2 separate regions of the Homo sapiens genome follow, and region 2 is linked to region 1. The links are chromatin loops, found by intact Hi-C in ENCODE. Cell type or tissue: endothelial cell of umbilical vein. All regions are shown on one strand. Each heading gives the region's core, and the rest is flanking DNA. Links, peaks and the distances in the headings are about the cores only. Region 1 holds the start of LOC105370798 (a long non-coding RNA gene). Region 2 has its middle 62 kb from the start of TRIM69.

Region 1 (5,386 bases), core at 172-5,171:
GGAAATGGGTGTAGTTGGAGGTGAAATGGGGGTGTGGTGGCCACCAGGTGAGGGGTTTAGGAGTCTCCAGGGTCACTGGTGACTTGATACAGATTTGCATTTCAGCAAGATTGTTATCAGCAGAACAAAGTTGAATGGAGCCAGGAGAGCTTGGGCTGGAGACCAGCTCATTGGACCTTGGGAGGAAATTCTACCTCCTACTTTGACCTCAAGTTTGCCAGGACCAACACGGCTAGAACAAAGCCTCTCATGACAAAATAGCCAATTGGGAAACCTTTGAATTTTCCTCCCACCCTTAAAACACGCTTCAGGCACTCAAGGGAAAGGGAAAATGGAAGAGGAAAGGAAGAAAAACAGGGTCTCTTGCGCCCTGCAGGTGTGCAGGGCAGCCCTCCACAGGCCCACAGGAGGCTTGGCAGCAGGGAGCAGGTGACTGCTGTGCATCTGGGATGAGACTAGCACTTTCCCCACACACTGCTAGCTGTCCCCCACCCGAAGACAGTGGGAGCACATTGCACTCTTTCCACAACTGGCAGAGTCAAGCCTAAAAACTGCTAGAATCCCTTCACTTTCTTCCAAATGCCAGCCTTGTAGAGTGGTCAGATTTTCTTAATGTTGATATGAAAACCATGAGAATACAGTTGTCCTCGGTATCCTGGAGTAGGGGAAGGATTGGCTCCAGGAACCCTTTGTGGATGCCAGAATCCAAGGATTCTCAAGTCCCTTGTATGTAATAAAATGGTCTAGTATTTGCATATAACCTACATGCATCCTCGCATCTACTTTAAATCCCCCTAGATTACCTCTAATACCTAACACAATGTAAATGCTCTGTAAATAATTGTTATACAATATTATTCATTTGCATTATGTTTTATTGTTGTATTGCTGTTTTTTATTTTTTGAATATTTTTGACCTCAGGTTTGGTTGAATCCAGGATGCAGAACACAACTTTTCCACAAAATAATTTAAAATACTTGTCAAAAGATAAAATGACTGCAATTTAATTTAAAAGATTTTCTTTGGCTTTATTTGCAATTCTAGAATTGGGCAACACTTCATTCCATAAAATAGCCTGTGTTCCAGTGAGGTAAACAGAGGAGGTTGGTTTTACAAACAGAAAAGAGCTAAAGAAAGCAGAAACACAAGAAAAAGCAGATTGGTCATTTCGGTTATTTTCCTTGTAAGGTGGGAACAGGGAAATAGAACAACAGAAAAATAACTGATTGGTTAAGATCAGGTTTCTTCAGGTCATTATTTTTTATTTTTTGGTAAGGATTAAAGTAGAGGGAACTTTATTATCATGCTGACTGAAACTGGCCTGTTTGGGATATTTGGCTATTATCTCTCCTGATTTCTCTGAAGGTCATATAAGAACTTAGTTTTGCTTTGATGATGTGGAACTTTAGTATGAGTGGCTCCATTTTGGGTTTTTAATTCTGTTCTCTTGGGGCGCTGTGCAGAAGCAAAACAGTGGCCTCCTGTAATTTCTATTTAACATGCTTTACTCTTATCAAAAGGACAAGATTGTCCAGGGTTGGTTCAACCATAGTGTGAACTAATTATGGAAAAAGAACTTTGATTTTACTTCTTTTGTAATAAGAGTGAACGTATTTACTGAGTCGGCATTCCCTTTCATGATTATCATTATATGAAGGAGGAAATTGGGGCACACAGGGGTTACATAACTACCCTGAGGTCACGCAGCTGGTGGGGGAAGCCTGGGTTGCATGTTGACAGGCAGTTCCAGAGTCTGAGTTCACTGTGCCACTCAGGTTGGCTGGAGGAGGGAAAAGGCATCTTCCTTCCATTTCTGCTTGTGTTGAGGCTGTTGCTACAACCCAAGCAAGACGTGTTGAGGGAATCAACTCAGTTATGCAGGTGGAAGTAGAGGAAAAGGGACCAATGATGACATAGCTAGAAAATATATATTTAGGCTAATGTAAAAAATGTATTTAGGAAAAGCAAGGTAACATTTAGTATGTGAGAGGTACCTGAGATGATTCCATGTCCCCGCAGAGAGTACTTCCTGAAGTATTTCCATGAGTTACTTCAGGAGTGGGCTGGTAGGGCAGCGGGAGGAGCTGAAGGGGATAGAAGGGAGAGTATATATGTGATTCAGATATGTATTTCTGACTTGAAGTGAAATATGCTGGAAAACTCACACAACTATGGTAAAGAAAAATTACTCAATTCCTTTTTACCCTCTTGTACAGTCACTCATTAAAAGATAAGAATTTCGGCCGGGCATGGTGGCTCACACCTGTAATCCCAGCACTTTGGGAGGCAGAGGCAGGCAGATCACTTGAGGCCAGGAGTTCGAGACCAGCCTGGCCAACATGATGAAACCACATCTCTACCAAAAATAGAAAAAAATTAGCCACGCGGCGTGGCACGCACCTGTAATCCCAGCTACTCGGGAGCCTGAGGTGGGAGGATGGGAGGATCACTTGAGTTCAGGAGGTCGAGGCTGCAGTGAGCCGAGATCATGCCACTGCACTCTAGCCTGAGTGCAGCGACATCTGACATCAGGGACTGCTGATGAGTTACAAAAAATAAATAAATAAATAAATAAAATAAAGAAAGAAAGAAATTCCTTTAGGAAACCTTGAATATGATTGAGATGACAAAACCCTTGGGAATGAGAAAAAAAGGAGCTGTGGAGATAAAAGTGAAAGTTCGGGATCTCAGAGGAGCTAAGAAACTTTGGTACATGAGAAATTGGATAAATGGAAGAGTATCTGAGACAGAAAAGGATTAAGCAAACAGAGGATTGTGGCCAACATCATGGCAAGGAAACATGAAAAGCAAGGTTTTGAGCAACCATGCTGCAGTAACTTCCTAAAACATTGTAGTCTCCACAGTGTGCTTAGGGCAATATTTACAAACCTACAGGCTGATGTTAAAATGGTTTTGTGCTCAGGTAGCATGTCTCCTACAGAGACAGGAGGCAGGAGACAAGCCTGAGTTGCAAGGGTAATTAGAATCAGCCAGAAAAAGAATGGAAAAAGAAAGTTGGTGTGCAGGGAGAAGAATTTATTTGAACTTCTCCATCAAGCGTGTTCCGTTATAGGCACAGCACAGGCTGTGGGCACAGCACCCTCTAGTGTCTGGGAGAGTCACTGCAGCTTTGCTGTGTGGTAGGAGCACAGTTGTTCAGCTCCGTTAACTTGAACAAATATTTACAGTAGTGTTCTCTCTAGTGACCCAGGGCCTACTTGGTGTGCATGACTGTTGTTCTAAGCTTTAGTCTTACCACCTCTCCACCTTGAAATGGGGCGTTCAGGTCTGGCCTGGCTGGAGGCAAGGCTATGAATTGTATGCTGTGGAACTGTCTTTCAGTGTCTGTGAATTTGCCTACTAGTGCCTTTAGCAGGGAAGGTGGGGTGCTCTCCCATGTTTGAAATAAAGGCCTTAGTCTTTAGTTTCAATTTAACCTGCAGTTCAACATTTCACGCAGTATAATGCAGCCATAAAAAAGAATGAGATCATGTCTTTTTCAGGGACATGGATGAAGCTGGAAGCCATCCTTCTCAGCAAACTAACACAGAAACAGAAAACCAAATACCACATGTTCTCACTCATAAGTGGGAGTTGAACAATGAGAACACACGGGCACAGGGAGGGTAACATCACACACTGAGGCCTGTCGGGGGGTGCGGGGCAAGGGGAGGGAGGGCATTAGGACAAATACCTAATGCATGTGGGGCTTCAAACCTAGGTGATGGGTTAATAGGTGCAGCAAACCAGCATGGCACATGTATACTTATGTAACAAACCTCAGGTTCTGCACATGTATCCCAGAACTTAAAGTAAAAAAAACAAAAAAAAATCCACTTGGTATAACAGAAGGATCGCTTTACACAGCGGTCACTGATGTCTGATGTGGGACCAGCAACAACTTTAAGGAAGGTTTTGGTGACAATCAGCTATCATAAGGTGGCTATTTCTAGACTGATTACCTCCCTCCCTCCCATCCTCCCTTCCTTCCTTCCCTCCTTCCTTCCTTCCTTCCGATGTAGCCAGTCTAAATTATCAAGAGATAAAAAAAAACTCCCTTAAGCCCTTTTGCCCCCATCAGGCTGCTTTGGATGCAGCTCCACCGTTTACTGCCTTAGTGTTACCATGGGTGGGTTCCTCAGTCTCATCATATGAAAAAGGGACAATAGTAGGATGTACCATGTAGGGTTTCTGTGAGTATTAAATGAGGTAATGCCTGTAAAGCACACCGTACCTGACATAAAGAAGCCATTGAGCAATATCAGCTAGGCAGCAATAACATTAAAGCTTTGAGCTTTGTTTCATGGGAGAAGAGGTTCAAATTAGCACTGAGCCTCTTCAACAGAAAGGGCTGGTAACTTGACATAAGTGAAAACCTCTGACCTTCCTTGGAAACACTAGTTTGGATAGTGGTTATTTAACAAGTACAAACACTTGAGTTTGGGGCCAAGCAGTGTACCTGGTGCTAAAGAGATGGAAGGCGTGGTCTTTGGCTTCAAGGTGTTTATTATCTTGTTAGGAAAAAATAAAAAGCCACTGATCACTAAGCACGGTGATAGTACCGAGCAGCATTTGTCCTTTGGTGTTGTTTAGTGCGGTGGGGCTGCCTATGAAAGTAGCTAGTTAGGCCCTTTTGGAAGGAGGTAAGCTTTGAACAGTGCCTCCTCCCAGAGTTTTCTTCATGGGGCTCAGCTCTGACATTCTCATCACTTGTTTGGCAGCTCTTTGCACCACCCCTGAAGGAGAAAAGTCATATTCCACCTTGGGGCTACAGTAGGGTACAGTGGAAGCAGGCTTCATCCACTCTCTGGTAGCATGACCTTGACCAAGTTATTTAACTTCCCAGCTTCGAGTTTCTCATTTCCAAACTAAGTGGTATGGTGAGGATAGAGTCTAGCCCACTGTCTGGCACATGACAGGTGCTGTGAACATTTCCATCTCTCTCTGTCTCTCTTTTTTTTTTTTTTTTTTTTTTTTTTTTTGAGACAGAGTCTCACCCTGTCACCCAGGCTGAAGTGCAGTGGCACAATCTGGGCTCACTGCTACCTCCATCTCCCGGGTTCAAGCAATTCTCCTGCCTCAGCCTGCTGAGTAGCTGAGACTACAAGCACGTGCCACCACGCCCGGCTAATTTTTGTATTTTTGGTAGAGATGGGTGTCACCATGTTGGCCAGGCTGGTCTCAAACTCCTGACCTCAAGTGATCTGCCCGCATCAGCCTCCCAAAGTGCTGGGATTACAGGCATGAGCCACTGCGCCTGGGTACATCTCTTTTCTTGATTACCTTCAAAGAATAAAATGAACACTTGGATTGATTTGGCCACTCAGTGGCCTTCCTTGTCACTAGGACTTTCCTAGCCTGTTGACAATGAGGAAAGAAGGCTTA
Region 2 (5,386 bases), core at 255-5,254, 55 kb after region 1:
GAGTGTGTGTTCCTTGAAAAGAGAGTTAACAAATTTACCATTTGTGTGCGTGTTTGTGGGGGAGGGTTATGAAATATGAAATACAACTCCTGTGGAAGGTGGTATATTACAAATTAATGTAATCTGAATGGCTGGAAGAATTACGCAGAGATTCAACAGGCCAGATTGGTTTAATAGTTTTTAAGTTATGGATATAATTAATGAAAATTGAGAGTGCTAATAGTTGTTTTTAAACTATTTTAAACTAAAAACAACTACAGTTTTGTCTTGTTTTTTAATTATACTTCAGGTTTTAGGGTACATGTGCACAACGTGCAGGTTTGTTACATATGTATACATGTGCCATGTTGGTGTGCTGCACCCATTAACTCGTCATTTAGCATTAGGTGTATCTCTTAATGCTATCTATCCCTCCCCACTCCCCCCATCCCACAACGGGCCCCGGTGTGTGATGTTCCCCTTCCTGTGTCCATGTGTTCTGATTGTTCAATTCCCACCTATGAGTGAAAACATGCGGTGTTTGGTTTTTTTGTCCTTGTGATAATTTGCGGAGAATGAAAAAACAGTAAATTCACGTGGCCCTTTAAAACCTTCATTTTCTTTTCTTTTTTTATTTTTCTTTTATTCTCTCTCTCTTTTTTAAAATTTTAAGTTCCAGGGTACATGTGCAGGATGTGCAGTTTTGTGACATAGGTAAACGTGGACCATGGTGGTCTGCTGCACCTATCAACCCATCACCTACGTATTAAACCCAACATATATTAGCTATTTTTCCTAATGCTCTCTCTCCCCCTTCCCTCTCCCCCACAGGCCCCAGTGTGTGTTGTTCCCTTCCCTGTGTCTATGTTAAAACCTTCATTTTCAATCTTTTCAGTATGGTTCTTTTATTTATCTGTCTTTGAATCCTCCTTAACAAAATTAATTGTTCCTTTTTTATTTATTTATTTTATTATTATTATTATTATTTTTTTAGATGGAATCTCGCTCTGTCGCCCAGGCTGCAGTGCAGTGGCACAATCTCGGCTCGCTGCAAGCTCCGCCTCCCGGGTTCACGCCATTCTCCCGCCTCAGCCTCCCGAGTAGCTGGGACTACAGGCGCCCGCCACCACGCCCAGCTAATTTTTTGTATTTTTTAGTAGAGGCGAGGTTTTACCATGTTAGTCAGGATGGTCTCGATCTCCTGACCTTGTGATCCACCTGCCTTGGCCTCCCAAAGTGCTGGGATTACAGGCGTAAGTCACCGCACCCAGCCCATTTTTTTGTTTCAAAAAAATTTTTTTTCTAAGATACTTTTGTTATAGCATACTCCTTTCTTTTTAAAAAATCCACAGCAATTTTTATATATCTCTTTTAGCACTTCAGATTGCATAGGGTTTATCTGGGTATTCTCATGGTTTGTTGGACTAAATTAGTAGAAGACACTTATATTTCTTTTCCCAGTCCTCAGCAGAATGCCAGACATATCATATGTTCTCTTGGATTAATAAATTAATAAAAGTTTTGGGAAAGTGACCATTCCAACCTATATCTGAAATACAAATAAAGTTAGATCCTGTATCCATCAAGGTCCAATCAGGAAAACAGAAACCATTCCAGTTATTTTAACAGGGATAATTTAATATAGGGAATCGAATTGCTAAACAGGTATTTAGAAAACTATAACTCCAGAAAGATATGCAAACTACAGGAAATATCTTCCACCGTTAGAACAGGGGAGCAAAGGGTAGAGTGGATTAGTTGAACCTAGAAGCTTGGATGAAGAGCCCCATAAAGTTGAGAACAAGACCACGGAGCAGGAGGTGCCACCTGGCTGGTGCTGGTGTCTCTGCAGGGACTCCAATGAGGCTGATTCTGGAAATTAGAAAAAAAAAAAAAAAGACCTAGACCCAAATGCTGCTGCTAGGGTGAAGAACTATTGCTGAGGGGATGTTGACAGACACAGAAAGCAAAGAGCAAGGGGCAAATCCCTTTGCCATCCTCTAGGTTTGCAGTCTTCCTCTAATACCCTTTATTGGCAGAGCCTAACAGGAAACCAGATGGCAAAGGATAAATTTTATTTGTGGAGTCCAGCCTCAAAATCATGTAACAGAGTAACAGGTGAGTGGGTGGTGCTAAGATACAGTAGCTTAATAACCAGCCTAGTTCCCAACCTACATGTATAGTCAATTTCCAAGTGGCCTGACTCTGGATGACTCAAGAGGGCTTTTCCTCCTCCCAAGAGCTATTATAGTCACAGGTATATTTTTGAATCTTTCCTTTTTTTCTTAGACAGCAGAAGCTGTTCATTTTAGTAGAGAATATCATGGTTGTAATTGCATTTCTCTTATAACTCAGAAAGGGTTAAATAAAGAGAAAAGATATTTTGGCAAAGAGCAAAACTATTTGGCAACTTGTTCTAAAGGGTTTTTCAGCGTCCCTAGATTCAGCTGTTTCTAATCCTGTGATTATATGCTTCAATTTCCCATTTTAAGTACCAGAGATTAAGTGGTAACTCCTTTATTGCTGATGGCGGTGCTTAGTGGACAGCTGGGGGATGACAGGGCTGTGTGCTGAATCCAGATGCACAAGAAACAACAGGAAAGGGGCACTCTGACCGTCCAATGGCCCTGTCTCCTGAGGGGGGGTAAGGTGAGGCTTCTGTTTAGATGTCTCAGTGGTCACTGCAGAATCAGCTTTTTCTTTTCTTTTTCTTTTCTTTTTTTTTTTTTTAACAGATTAAACAGTTCCAGTGTGGAAGTCTGACTTAGGGCAATGTGTGTAGTGTGAGGAAAAAGGATGACAGCTGGTTTTGAATCCAGCTCAGTCACTTGCCAACTGGGTGGCCCTGAGTAGTCACTTCACTCAACTCTTCACTTTATCATTGATAATAACTACCTGTCCTGTCCTCTTATTTGGCTCACTTTGAGGATCAAAAGAGATATGACTAAATATGAAAACATATTGCAAAGAGTAAAATGAAATAAAAACAAGGAATCGATCATGATGGTGTTGGGCTATTTCAGTTTGCTTGGTTTTTGACTCAGAAGCATGAGAGAAATACATTATCCCCAACAATTCCTTTCTGTTATAAAAAAGTTACAGTGTGTACCTTTCTGGGCTTGTGTTGTGTATTTACTTCCACATAAATGTTTATCTCTAAAGTTATCAATAAAGCTCCCAGTGTGGAAGTGAAAATAAACCCAGAAAAAATATCTTTGTATTCCCAGGCCAATTCAGTTTTCATTATTTATTATATTCAGTTTTTCTTGAGGCCAAAATGGAGTAGAAATCTCTAAAAAATTTAGTTTGAATCTAGAGTCAACTAATAATAATACTAGTTAAAGCAGTAATAGCATTTATTACATGCTTGTGTGCTGGAAACTTTTAAGCATCTATACTGTGTTGCCTCCTTAAAATAACCCTATGAGGTAGATTTTGTTTTTATTGTCATTTAATATAAGGAAATGAAGGCATAATAAAACTCGCCTAAGGTTACAGATAGAAAATAATGGAGTAGGGGTTTGAACCCACATAACGTGATTTCTAAGTCTGAACCTTTAGCTACTCTATTATATTCAAGAAACACTCCTTGTTTAATTATTTGTATAAATTAAAGTTGTCTCTCAATGGCTTTTATTTGTTACGTAGAAATATCATTTATTAAGCACATACAAGGTGCTGGATAGGATTCTAAGCATTCTCTATGCATTATCTTATTTAATTCTCACAAAATTTTATTATTCTTAGAAACTAAAGTTCAGATAATTTAAGCAATTTGCTCAGTCAGGTTCACACTTTTAACAAGTACTGAAGCTGATATTTTAGTTCAAGTCTACATGACTGTCAAATCTCTTCAAGCAATAAGTTACGTATCTCTTTGCTAACAATATATATTCTTCCTGTTTCTCATGGAGGCATCCCTCAAACTTCTCCAAACCTCAGTGTAAAGCTCAAAACAATGGAAAAGCTGAAATAAAGCTAAATGAAGATCAGAAATCATGCAGTGTCAGCAGTAGGAATATATACTAGGAGTCTGGAGTGAGGGGTAATGAAATGGAGCCTAATGCTCAAACTTTGAAATTCTTAAAAGACAAGACAGAAAAAGGGAAATCCAATGGTTTGTCTAGTTATTATTGTCAGACGAAAACACATAGACCAGTTGTGTAGAAGACATAAACTTCCCCTGACATTCAAAGCCAAGAGAAATTTATCATGAGAAGTCTTATATTTGGACAACAGTTATAGTATATAGGGAATTTCTGCCATAAACAGCATGGTGTAAATGAATACTTGGTGAAAGATATCAATTAGAATTTATACCATATGTGAGACAAGGCATTTCCAAAGTGCATTTGCAGGAGAATGTGTTGTATTCATCTCTGACATCCTTATCAGAACTCACATTCTAGTGAAACATATCAATTAATGTCCTCAGATCTGTTATAATAACAACATGGAAAATGGATTTACCAACCTCACAGAAACAACTGAAGGTATGTGCCAAGAATGAATCTCTTACTTCTTCAAATATCAGAGTAAAAATTTTACAACAAACTTAAAATTTGTTAAACTTCAACTTAATGGATGGTCTCTCTTTCCTTCTTGCAAGGTCTGACTGAGATCTAAGCCTTGCTCATTAATTTATTCATTTAGCATTTAATTTGGTCCCATATTAGTTAAGCCTCAGGCTTGACTAGCACCCAGGTAAATGAAAAAAGGAACAAAAACTTGATCCAGAACGCACTGGATATCAATGGCTTGTAGTCCTCTCATGGACTTCAAGTGTGACTAAGTCAGCTGAGCCCTTACTTGTTAGTGTTGTGCTGGAACAGACAGAGAGAAAGTAATTGTAAATCATCCAAGAAGTGAGAAAGAGATAGAGATACAATCAGGAGACAAGTCTGAATCTCTGAGATAGACTGGTAATGTCTCAAGGCCACTGAGATAATGATGCCTAGAACTGGGCTTATAAATGCCAATAGCATAACATTCTTGAGCTTGGGACAGTGGTGCTTTAGCAAACAATAACCTCTCCTACTTAGTCCAGATATTTAAATTCCTCATGTGGCATCACTTGATGGATAAAATTGCAAATAAGCAAGTTAAGGATAAATTGAGAGGCCCATTGGATCCTGGCCATGGGTACAGATGTATGATCATGGCCAGGATCTAGGGTTTTGCTCAAATCTGACATCTGTATATCTAAATCTGTTGGTCCATCTACACATCCATCCATCCACCCACCCACCCACCCACCCATCCATCCATCTAACAGAATTATATCTACTGATTTCCGAATTAAACCTAGTTAATAGAAATGAAAACTAAATTTAATTTCTTTTTTTTTTTTTTTTTTTTTTTTGGTGAGGAGTTTGGCTTTTGTCACCCAGGCTGGAGTGCAATAGCG

The links. A loop is a pair of places that touch in the nucleus more often than their neighbours do. Peaks named below come from ENCODE experiments on the same cell type or tissue, not always from the same donor. Only the 100,000 strongest peaks of a DNase experiment are listed, where the experiment ranks them.
Region 2: it touches region 1 in a loop (4-fold over the local background); 5 of 110 quality-filtered maps call a loop at or near these places.

What each region holds. Positions count from the first base shown.
Region 1 is chr15:44,851,249-44,856,634 of GRCh38, reverse strand. LOC105370798 (a long non-coding RNA gene) reads right to left here and starts at 2,078. Exons shown (of 2, transcript XR_932185.3): 1 at 1,996-2,078. It also overlaps the pseudogene SORD2P. In endothelial cell of umbilical vein, for the core only: a CTCF peak has its summit at 3,118 (motif pointing left); no DNase peak of the experiment used is centred there.
Region 2 is chr15:44,796,158-44,801,543 of GRCh38, reverse strand. No RefSeq gene overlaps it. Among named protein-coding and RNA genes, the nearest start is that of TRIM69, 62 kb to the right of the region's middle. In endothelial cell of umbilical vein, for the core only: a CTCF peak has its summit at 2,543; a DNase peak (open chromatin) is centred at 2,543.